Regions from separate parts of the Homo sapiens genome. Here regions 2 and 3 are each linked to region 1. The links are chromatin contacts, found by Hi-C or POLR2A ChIA-PET in ENCODE. All regions are on one chromosome and are shown on one strand. The core of a region is the stretch at or near the end of the contact, and the rest is flanking DNA. Distances in the headings are between cores, read along the strand shown. Region 1 holds the start of RASD1 (ras related dexamethasone induced 1). Region 2 has its middle 85 kb from the start of MED9. Region 3 has its middle 61 kb from the start of MED9.

What was found. Hi-C counts contacts between places; a loop is a spot of excess contacts on that map. ChIA-PET counts read pairs that join two places held with the same protein, here RNA polymerase II (POLR2A). Pooled maps may share reads with other maps.
Region 2: a pooled map shows a loop between it and region 1 (5-fold over the local background). The contact joins the enhancer-like site here to the promoter of RASD1 in region 1. A Hi-C loop is called at or near these places in 3 of 168 maps with a recorded cell type or tissue (astrocyte of the cerebellum, endothelial cell of umbilical vein and transverse colon) and 7 of 50 pooled maps. POLR2A ChIA-PET finds 5 or more read pairs at or near these places in 12 of 52 experiments (CD4-positive, alpha-beta T cell, CD4-positive, alpha-beta memory T cell, H1 and 9 more).
Region 3: a loop to region 1 is called in a map of heart right ventricle, with 16 times the contacts of the local background. The contact joins the enhancer-like site here to the promoter of RASD1 in region 1. A Hi-C loop is called at or near these places in 14 of 168 maps with a recorded cell type or tissue (PC-3, cardiac septum, dorsolateral prefrontal cortex and 6 more) and 18 of 50 pooled maps. POLR2A ChIA-PET finds 5 or more read pairs at or near these places in 11 of 52 experiments (A549, AG04449, AG04450 and 8 more).

What each region holds. Positions count from the first base shown.
Region 1 is chr17:17,494,854-17,498,217 of GRCh38, forward strand. RASD1 (ras related dexamethasone induced 1) reads right to left here and starts at 1,542. Exons shown (of 2, transcript NM_016084.5): 1 at 1,043-1,542; 2 at 1-831. The coding sequence starts at 1,328. The coding sequence ends at 272. RefSeq lists silencers at 1,473-1,692, 1,853-1,982, 2,033-2,262.
Region 2 is chr17:17,390,285-17,393,648 of GRCh38, forward strand. No RefSeq gene overlaps it. Among named protein-coding and RNA genes, the nearest start is that of MED9, 85 kb to the right of the region's middle. RefSeq lists an enhancer at 1,751-1,980. Within about 2 kb of position 1,872, at least 2 of the 41 ENCODE cell types and tissues checked have a DNase peak (open chromatin) inside an H3K27ac peak, as active enhancers do; they include CD4-positive, alpha-beta T cell, where a contact is called at or near this core.
Region 3 is chr17:17,414,539-17,417,902 of GRCh38, forward strand. No RefSeq gene overlaps it. Among named protein-coding and RNA genes, the nearest start is that of MED9, 61 kb to the right of the region's middle. RefSeq lists an enhancer at 2,013-2,157 and a cis regulatory region at 2,080-2,090. Within about 2 kb of position 1,698, at least 17 of the 41 ENCODE cell types and tissues checked have a DNase peak (open chromatin) inside an H3K27ac peak, as active enhancers do; they include PC-3, dorsolateral prefrontal cortex, endothelial cell of umbilical vein and 2 more, where a contact is called at or near this core.

The DNA of each region.
Region 1 (3,364 bases), core at 292-2,791:
GCTGGGCCCTCGCTCCCAAAGTTATGGGGGTGGCGGGCCTCAATGGGGGACCGGGGGTGGGGAATAGTCCCAGTCTTGGCCCGTTCTCTTTCCTTCCGGAGCAGATGACCGTCCCTTCTCGGTTCAGTGGCGCCTCCCCAGTGCTGGGGGCGGATCGCCGGGAGGGGAGACGCCAGTCCGCGCGCGCTCCCGGCCTGGGGCGCACCGGGCCGTTGGATTTGACTTAACAAAAAGGTCCTCCTTAGGTTGTGTCGCCAGCGCGGCGGGGCTCCTAGCTGATGACGCAGCGCTCCTTGTCCTTGGCCTGGCTGCCGGCGCTGGCCTTCTCGCGGATGTACATGAGGTCGCTGTGTACGCTGGGCCGGCGCGCGAAGGGTGCCACGATGCCAAAGGCGTCGCCCGGGTCGCCGCCGCCGCCGCCGCTGCCGGCCCGCAGCAGCTTCTTGTTCCGCAGCGCCTTCTTGTGCAGCACGTCGCAGTACTGCACCGAGACCTTGCGGTGCAGGTCTGGGCTCATCTCGCTGGGCAGCTTGGCCATGGCGAAGAGCGCGCGGAACATCTGGTCCAGGCTGCTGTTCTTCTTGGCCGAGATCTCGAAGTAGGCGCAGCGCTGGGGGTCGTCGCCCACCAGCTGCTCGATCTCGCGCTGGTCCACCTCGCGGTAGAAGTCGCGGTCACCCTTGTTGCCGCAGATGACCAGGGGCACGTCCACGTTCTCCTTGGTTTTGTTCTTGAGGCAAGACTTGGTGTCGAGGATCTGCTGCCTGAGCCGCTGCACCTCCTCGAAGGAGTCGCGGTTGTCCAGACTGAACACCAGGATGAAAACGTCTCCTAGAGGGGGCACAGAGAGCAGAAAAGGAGAAGGTGAGGGTGGCCGCCCAGGGGACAAGTCGGGCTGACTTTGAGGCCGCGCGGGGCGCGCTAGCCTCTCTAAGCGCGAAGCGCACTACTCGGCGCGCGGCAGCCGGACCGGCGCTCGCGGGGCGCCCTGGCCGAGGGTTCCCCGCCCTTCCCTCCCGCACCTGCCCGGCCCCCGGCTCACCTGTGAGGATGGAGAGGCGCCGCATGGCGGGGAACGGGTGGTTGCCGGACGTGTCGAGGATGTCGAGCTGGTAGACCTCGCCGCGGATGGAGTAGAACTTGCGGTGGAAGTCCTCGATGGTAGGCGTGTAGGCGTCCTCGAAGCGGCCGGTGAGGAAGCGCGACACGATGGCCGTCTTGCCCACCTTGGACGAGCCGAGGATGACCATGCGATAGCAGTTCTTGGCCGGGATACTCAGCTCCGAGTCGCTCGGGCACATCTTCTTGATCATCGCGGCCAGTTTCATTGGGCAGAGGGGCCGCGAGGGCGGGCGCGGGGCCGAGAGAAGGGCAGAGAGCGGCTGAGGGTCGCTGGGGTGGCACGCGGGGTGAGCGGCTGGAGGGCTCTGCTCGGGCTGGGCGCGGCTCGGGCTTGGGGCTCCGGCTCCGCTCGGGCTGGGCTCGGGCTAGGCTGGGCTCGGCTGGGGTTCTCCCAGGATCTGGGCACAGGCCGCTTGCTCTGGCTTTGGCGCCCGGCCGCCGCCCTTATATGCAGCCTGCTCGGCTGCCCCGCCCCGGCCCTCCCAGCTCGGTGCGTCACGCCCCGCGGGGCCCGCCTCCCCCGCACCGGCTCCCAGTCCCGGCGACCTCGTCACCCGCTGCCGGGCTCCTGCTCTCTGGGCGCGGGGGCTGGGGGGAGCAGTCCAGGGTCGGGCTGAGGCTGGAGGCGCTCGGACTCCGCTTTTCCACTGCCGCGGGCTCGGCGGCCGCAGGGGCGTCGGGGTTCTGGTCCCGGCGGTGCCCCTGTCCCTCTGCGACTTCGGGCAAGGACCCCCATTCCTGCACCTCCCGCGCGCGTACACTTATTTTCTTTGGTTCTCAGTTTCCCCAGAGAATAGGAATCTAGTAAGTAACCCAGTAAGCGCAGCAGCGTTTGCTGAGTGCTTGCGCGGACCGTATATTGCAGTCCTCAGAGCACAGCCCCAGCCCCAGCCCCCTTCCGCTCCGGTCCCCAGCCGGGCTCTTGTTCCCGGGAGGCGACCGCCGGGCGGACGCGGGGTTTCAGGGCCTCAGGCGCGGAGCTCGGCACCGCGCGCTCGGGCCGCCAGAGGGCAGCAGAGGGCCCGGCCGGCGGCTCGGGGAGGCTGTGGCCGCCGCGGGCAGAGCTAGAACAGAGGCTAGGAGCAGGCGGGTGGGGAGCGGCAGGGATGGAGCAGGGGTCTCAGGGCGCCTTGCTGGGGCCCAACAGGAGCGGTCCCCAACCCCGCGCTCTGCTGCAGGCCTCAGCCTGCTCCTTTCTCCCAGCCAGAGATGCTCTGTGGTATGGAGGGCTCTGCAGCCAGCGGCCCACCCCGTCCATCATAGCATTTTGGGCTTTTACTGTGCCGCGCGTGGGCCGACGTTCTCATTGTCTAGCTGAGAGACCTGGAGCTCAAAGCCACAGCGAGCCAGGAAGGCCCTGGGAGCACAGCACAGCCTCTTGCTTTCTCCTGGGCCTCAGTTTTCTCTTCTGGAAGATACTGATTCTGGTTCTGTGATTAAGGATGAAAATATGCAAATGCTTTAGGAGGGCGGGGCCTGGTAATAACAATAGCAACAATAACAGTAGTATTGACCCATGAGGCCTGGTGGGGGTACTCTCAAGAGCACACCAGGTCGATCAGTAACCAGGAGTGGGGTGATGTTGCTGAACATTGGCAACAGGCTGTCTGGAGCCAGCTCCTCAGCCCTGAGCTCTTGAGGCAGTCACTGCTCCTCAAGGCAACCTGTGTGCTCAGTGTTTTGCTTTGGCCACGTCTGACTTACGAGAAAACTAGGGAGCCATTAGCTGGCACCACCGGCCCAGCTGTCAGGTGGTGGTCTGCAGGCAGTGCTGTGAGTGCCATACCACCCACCCCATGCCTACCCACCTCCCTCCCACGCTGGCACTTGCTGTAGGGGCTGCTGCAGGACACCACTAACTTGTTTCTCAGCCCAGCTTGGCCCCCATCCTCAGAGTCCCTGCATCTCTCCCAGGCCTCACTCTTACTGTCAGATATTTCAAATGCACGCATCACACAGTGAGCATCCAAGGGCTCATCAGTGGCCCTGGCCTGGCTCTGATTCCTGGTGTCACTTATGCAGCAGTTATCCGACAGGCTAGCTGGGGCTGGAGCCCCGCCATTCTTGGTTCCTGCCCCCATCTGAGGTATGTCTGCCAGAGTCTGGGAGAAGGGGAGAAGGAACTGAGTCGCAGCCCTGGATATAGGGCTGCAGTGGTGCAGGGTGTTCACTGCATAAAGGAGCCAGTTGAGGGTACATGGGGGGGCTCAGTTAAGGTACGGACCTGAACCACCTTCAGACT
Region 2 (3,364 bases), core at 622-3,121, 100 kb before region 1:
GAATTTGCTTGCAATGACCTTTCTGTATGAAATCATGATGAGGAAAAATGGCATCAGAAAAGTGATAAAAACTTTCCTTCATGTTGATCAGTCACGATAATGGATAATGACATTATGGTTTCTATTTTCAGCTTTCTTTTCTGCAGTTGTGTCAAGTGATTTTGTCAACATTGGTCTTCCTCATGGACTTGTGTTGAATAGCCAGGCTTCAACACAGTGGGCTGAATAGTCAGCTCATATTCTCTCCTAGGGAATGGATGAGCATTGTTTATTAACTTCAATTTTGTAAAGTTTCTTTTTGATGAAGCAATGGGTACAAAATGTTAGAAAACGTCTTCAACGTAAGTATAACTTTGGTAGAGTTCTTTCTTTTTTCGAGACGGAGTTTCGCTCTTGTTGCCCAGGCTGGGGTACAGTGGTGCAGTCTTGGCTCACCGCAACCTCTGCCTCCCGGGTTCAAGCGATTCTCCTGCCTCAGCCTCCCGAGTAGCTGGGATTACAAGCATGTGCCACCACGCCTGGCTAATTTTGTATTTTTAGTAGAGACTAGGTTTCTCCATGTTGCTCAGGCTGGTCTTGAACTCTTGACCTCATGATCAGCCAGCCTCCGCCTCCCAAAGTGCTGGGATTACAGGCATGAGCCACTGCACCCGGCCTCTCAGAGATTTTTAAAAATCCCATTTCACAGTACATTCCAGAATGGGCAACATTGTCGAGGTCTTTATTTCTCTGGGATCAGTTCTAGCAGTTTTTGATTGCCTTCACCGTAGAGAAATATTGAGTGAAAATGGAAACTCCAAGTGAAAACGAAAACTCTAAGTGCTGATGAAAGTAACTCAAGCTCTGTCTTTTCGCCCTCACAGCCTCTGGGCTGTAGCTGCTTATTCTGAGTATCCTGCTGGGACCTAAGAACATGAGACCCAGAGGTTTAGAGACGGAAACTGCACCTGAATGAGCTGGAGAGGTCCTGGAGCATTAGGAATTCACTCTCGAAACAGACGCTTGTAGCTAAATATGCATGTCAGGGCTGAACCGGGTGGGAGTTTGCAGAACTAACTTCTACATGTACAATATAAAGTTTATTAAAGAATGAATAATAAAAAGTGTGAACTTGGAGCTTCACATATATCATTAAAACTCAACAGTTAACCCTGGAAATATTCTGGAACTTGAATGAACAAAAGATCTAGGAACCTGGAAAACATCTCTGATGATGTTTAGAATTGTCTGTGCATGGTAATAATAAAAACACTGATTTATAGTTGGTCATATTGAGAGGTGAAGCCGGTTGGGCTTCTGGGTGGAGTGGGGACTTGGAGAACTTTTCTGTCTAGCTAAAGGATTGTAAATGCACCAATCTGCGCTCTGTGTCTAGCTAAAGGTTTGTAAACACACCGATTAGCACTGTGTAAAATGGACCAATCAGCACTGTGTAAAATGGACCAATCAGCGCCCTGTGAAATGGACCAATCAGCAGGATGTGGGCGGGGTCAAATAAGGGAATAAAAGCTGGCCACCATGTGCCGCCAGTGGTAACCTGTTCAGTATGCTTCTGTGTGATGCTTGTTTTTTTTTTTTTTTGCTGTTTGCAATCTTGTTGCTGTTGGCTGTTTGGGTCTGCCCTGATTGTAAGACACCCATGGCAAAGTCTGCAGCTTCACACCTGGATGAAGTCAGCGAGACGGTGAGTCCACCAGGAGGAGTGAACAACTCCAGACCCGCCACCTTTATAGAGCTGTAACACTCATCGCGGAGCTCTGCAGCTTCACTCCTGAAGCCAACGAAACCACGAACCCACCAGGAGGAACGAACAGGTCTGGACGTGCCATTTTTAAGAGCTATAACGCTCACTGTGCAGGTCTGCAGCTTCACTTCTGAAACCAGCGAGACCACGAACCCACCAGGAGGAATGAGCAACTTTGGTTGCGCTACCTTTAAGAGCCGGAACACTGACTGCGAAGGTTTGTGGCTTCACCCCTGAAGTCAGCGAGACCACGAACCCACCACAAGGAAGAAACTCCGAACACATCTGAACATCTGAAGGAACAAATTCCGGACATGCCATCTTTAGGAACTGTAACACTCACCGCGAGGGTCTGTGGCTTCATTCTGGAAGGTAGCGAGACCAAGAACCCACTGGAAGGAGCAAATTCCAGACCCAATATTATTGTAGAATTCTCTCCAGAGTGTGGGTGTGGTGGCTCAGGCCTGTAATCTCAGAGCACTTTGGGAAGTCAAGTTGGAAGGATTGCTTAAGGCCAGGAGTTTGAGTCCAGTCTGGGCAACATAGTGAGACCCTGTCTCTGCAAAAAATTAAAAAATCCAGATGTGGTAATGTGTGCCTGTGTCCCAGCTTTTTTGGAGGCTGAGGTGGGAAAATGGCTTGAGACCAGGAGTTAAAAGCTATGAAGAGCTGTGATCATGTCATTGCACTCCATGTTAGGCAAGAGTGACGACCCCCAACTTTTAAAATATATATTGTTGAGGCAGAGTTTCACACTGTCCCCCAGGCTGGAGTGCAGTGGCATGATCTTGGCTCACTGCAACCTCTTCCATCAGGTTCAAGCAATTCTCCTGCCCCAGCTTCCTGAGTAGCTGGGGTTACAAGCGCCTGGCTAATTTTTGTATTTTTAGTAGAGAAGTTTTCACCATGTTGACCAGGCTGGTCTCGAACTCCTGACCTCAGGTGATTCACCCACCTCGGCCTCCCAAAGTGCTGGGATTACAGGTGTGAGCCTGGCATAAATAAAATTTTTTAAAAGAATGAAACAATTATCTACAGACAACTTGTCCCTTCATGGCCTGCGTAGGCAGGGCCCTGCCTTTGGCATCGTCTGTCTGGGGCCAGCTATTCTTTGACGTGAGTTGGGGTAAGTGTGCCAGCTCCCTCGCTCCAGCACAGAGGGACTGATCTGAGCCCTGGCTTTCCTGGGCAGATGGAGCTCCAGCTGCCCCAGAGGTGTCTATGTCAGTAACTTGCCCCTCCTTGGTTGCTCCTCCCATCTCCCTTCCTCCCATACCAGTGTTTCCTGGACCACCTTATGAATCAAGTGCTTGCACTTACATCCTGTCTCAAGATCAGTTTTTGGGAGAATCCCAGTCAGGACAGTAGCTCATTCAAAAAATAAAAAATAAAAAAAAATTCAAAAAACACACAACAGGCCGGGCGCAGTGGCTCATGCCTGTAATCCAGCACTTTGGGAGGCTGAGGCAGGCAGATCAAGAGATCGAGACCAGCCCAGCCAACAGGGTGAAACCGTGTCTCTGCTAAAAATACAAAAATTAGCTGGGTGTGGTGACGTGCGCCTGTAGTCCCACCTACTGAGGAGGCTGAGGCAGGAGAATTGCTTGAACCCAGGAGGTG
Region 3 (3,364 bases), core at 448-2,947, 80 kb before region 1:
CAAAAAAGATGATTCCACCTCGAGACACAGCTCTCCCTGGGGCTGTGGGGTTGGCAGCTGCTGTGTTCCCGAGGTTTCAATGAAACTGAATGCCCCAAAACAATGCATGCTGATTTGCAAACCTCAGATGGAACCAAAATTTTCATTTCCCCACCATGCACTACAAAACAAAACAGAGATTTTGGCTCGGATTTTTGGCTCAGCTCCCAAACAGCCCAGTGTGAACCAGAACCCAGGCGTCCCCACGGGGTCTGTGTGTCGGGCTCTGCTTCTCCCTCCGCTCTTCTGTCTCCAGGTCCTGCAGACTGTGGAGGGGACAGGCCATAGGAAAGGATTAAGTCTCCTCATCTACCACTTTATTGTTGATCTAGAACTTTCTAGACCTTGAGGATTTTGACAAAATGTGAATCTCCAATTATTTTGTGCAGCAGACATTTCAGAGGCAGAATGGTGGGAGGCTGTTGAATGGAGGGTGCACTGGATACTTTAGGCAAATTACTCGATTGAGCATAGCCTGTTTCTCCTTTGTAAAGTAGAGAAGACAGTGCGTACTTTCTCCATTTCACTGTTTTCTTCTGTGGATCAAAATGAGACAGCATTAAAGCACTCTGTGGTAGGGGTTGTTCCCAGTCTTAAGACTTCTTGGATCATGAAACATGACACAACATGGATGAAACTTGAAAATATGAAGCTAAGTGAAAGAAGCCAGGCACAAAAGACCACACGTTGCATGATTCCATTTATATGAAATGTCCAGAATAAACAAATTCATAGAGACAGAAAGTAGATTAGTGTTTGCCAGGGGCTGGTGAGAGTGTGGTTAGGGGGGATTGGTGAGTGACAGTTCATGGGTATAGTGTTTCTTTCTGGAGTTGATGAAAATATTCTGAAAGTAGACAGCGGTGCTATATATAGTGGGGATAGGAGTGAATATACTAGAAACCATTGAATGGTACACCTTATTTTTGTTTCATTTATCATTATTATTTTTTTGAGGCAGGGTCTCCCCTTTATCACCCAGGCTGGAGTGCAGTAGCATGATCATGGCCCACTGCAGCCTCAAACTCTTAGCTCAGGTGATCCTTCCACTTCAGCCTCCCAAGCAGCTGGGATCACGGGCATGCACCACTATACTCAGCTAATTTTTAAGTTATTTGTAGAGATGGAGTCTCCTTATGTTGCACAGGCTGGTCTTGAACTCCTGAACTCAAGTGTTCCTTGTGCCTCAGCCTCCCAAAGTGCTGGGATTACAGGTTTGAGCCACTGCACCTGGCCAATGGTACACTTTAAATCAGTGAATTGTATGGACTGTGAATTATATGTCAATAAAGCTGTTATAAAGAAGAAAAGAGCATATGCTCAGATCACTAGATATTTTGAGTTTTCAAGAGAAGCAGTGTTTCAGGATTAGGTTAGCTACCTATAACAGTAACTTCACCATTACAGTGGCTTAAGTAAGAAAGAAGTGCATTTTTACTTATGGAGAAGTCAGGAGGTAGGTAGTTCAGGGCTGGTTTTGTGGCTTCTTAGAGTCTACAGGGACTTAGGTTCTTCTCTCTCCTGTGCCATTCTCAGCCAGTGGCTTCCACTGTCAAGGCCAATTCAGAGTTCAAAATGGCCACTTGTTTTTATCCAGGCAGCAGGAAGAAGAAAGGAGGAAAGAATGAAAGCCACCCCCTAACCCTTGCGCCACCTTCTTCTTTCATCTCATTGGCCAAAACTGAGTCACATGGTCTCACTTTGCCACAAGGGAGGCTGGGAAATGTAGTCTTTTAGTTGGGCACATTGCTGCGCTGTCTAAAAATCAGGATTTGTAATTAAAGAAGCAGGGAAAACATCAGCTTGGTAAACATCAGCATCTGCCACTGCTTTTAGGTGAAATTCTGGTTGGTAATTTGACCCCCCCTTTTTAAAAATACCTTGCAGAACAAACTGAACACACCTGCAGTCTGGACTCACTGCAGGTAGGCCTGCTGGATTGGCTGTGGCTCTGTGGGGAGATGGGAGTGGGAAACCTTGTCCACTATGGCTTTGCAGATGTCAGTGGTTTGAAAGCAGCTATAGTTAAAATAAGGACAGTGCTGAGTCACTGTGAGGTGGTGGAGAGAGAGAACACACAAGTGCTTGGCAAACACAGAGAGCACAAACACACGAAGTCACAGTGTGGCTCTGCCACCGCATGGTTCAGACAAAAGCTCTGGGCTCTGCACAAAGGCTCCACAGCATCCAGGCTGCTGGGCAGACAGGAAGGGGCACAGCAATCTGAGTCATGGCGCCCTTCCTGTTGTGTTCTGCGTTTGCATTTTCTTTGAATATAAACCAAAAGCATTACAAACTATAGATGTAATTTGGACATGAAGGAACAAGGACAAAAAGTCAATAATTACTCACTCTGGACATGACCTTGTCACTGCCTCACCTTCACTTCCGGCAAGGCAAGAGCCATTCACGCTACTAATGACGTCTCCCGGGAAGATCGCATAATAAGCCTTGGTCAGAAAGCTGTATTTTTTGATAGGCAGGAAGCCCATGGACCTTTACTGCAATGTGTTCCGCAGGCTGCTCTAAGTTGCTGAGAAGGCCTCTTGGGGAGAGGAAGCGGGCCTTGGGTAGGGTGGCGTGGCGCTGTCAGATGCATCATGCCTACTCCCCAGGTGCAGGAAGGCTCAGGTGTGCAAGTCCAGAGGGTCGAGGAGTGCTGGGCCAGCCCAAGACAGGCCATAGAGGTTCCAGCATTGTCCTGAGCTCGCAGAGTGACTTTCTTTTCTCATTTTCAAAAGATGAGGCTGTGCGAAACTTCTTTTTGGAGCATCTCCCTTGCTGTCAAACCAAGTCTCTCATCTTCTAGGAGTCAGTCTTTTCATGGTGGCAGATCTTGGAGTTAGACAAGCCTGGCTCAATATACAGCTCCAATTATTTATTGTATCCCAAAATGCAGTGGCTTGAAACAGGCCCATTTGATTAGATATGAATTTGGGTAGGTGGACCTCCATCAGAAGGTCTTTCGGTTCCACATGGCTGTGGTTGGGGCTCATTCAGGGGTACTTACCTAGCCACTGGTGTGGGTCTAGAGGGTACCTGGTGGCTTGGGTGGTGCCTGGAAGACTGGGCTCCTCTGGGGCTCTCCACATGGCCTTCTCAGCCCAGTAGCTGGACTTCTGACATGGCAGCTCAAAGCTCCAAGAGATGGGAAACGGACCCAGAGATGGATTCTTAGTCCACTGCTGTCTTACTCATCCTCAATTTAAAAGAAACACTGGAGGCAGTGTTAAAGATTCATACCCCCAAACAGCCCCAATTTTCCATCCCCAACCTGTATCCATTTCCTTTGAATGTCATATACAGTAGCCTTGACATAAGTAAT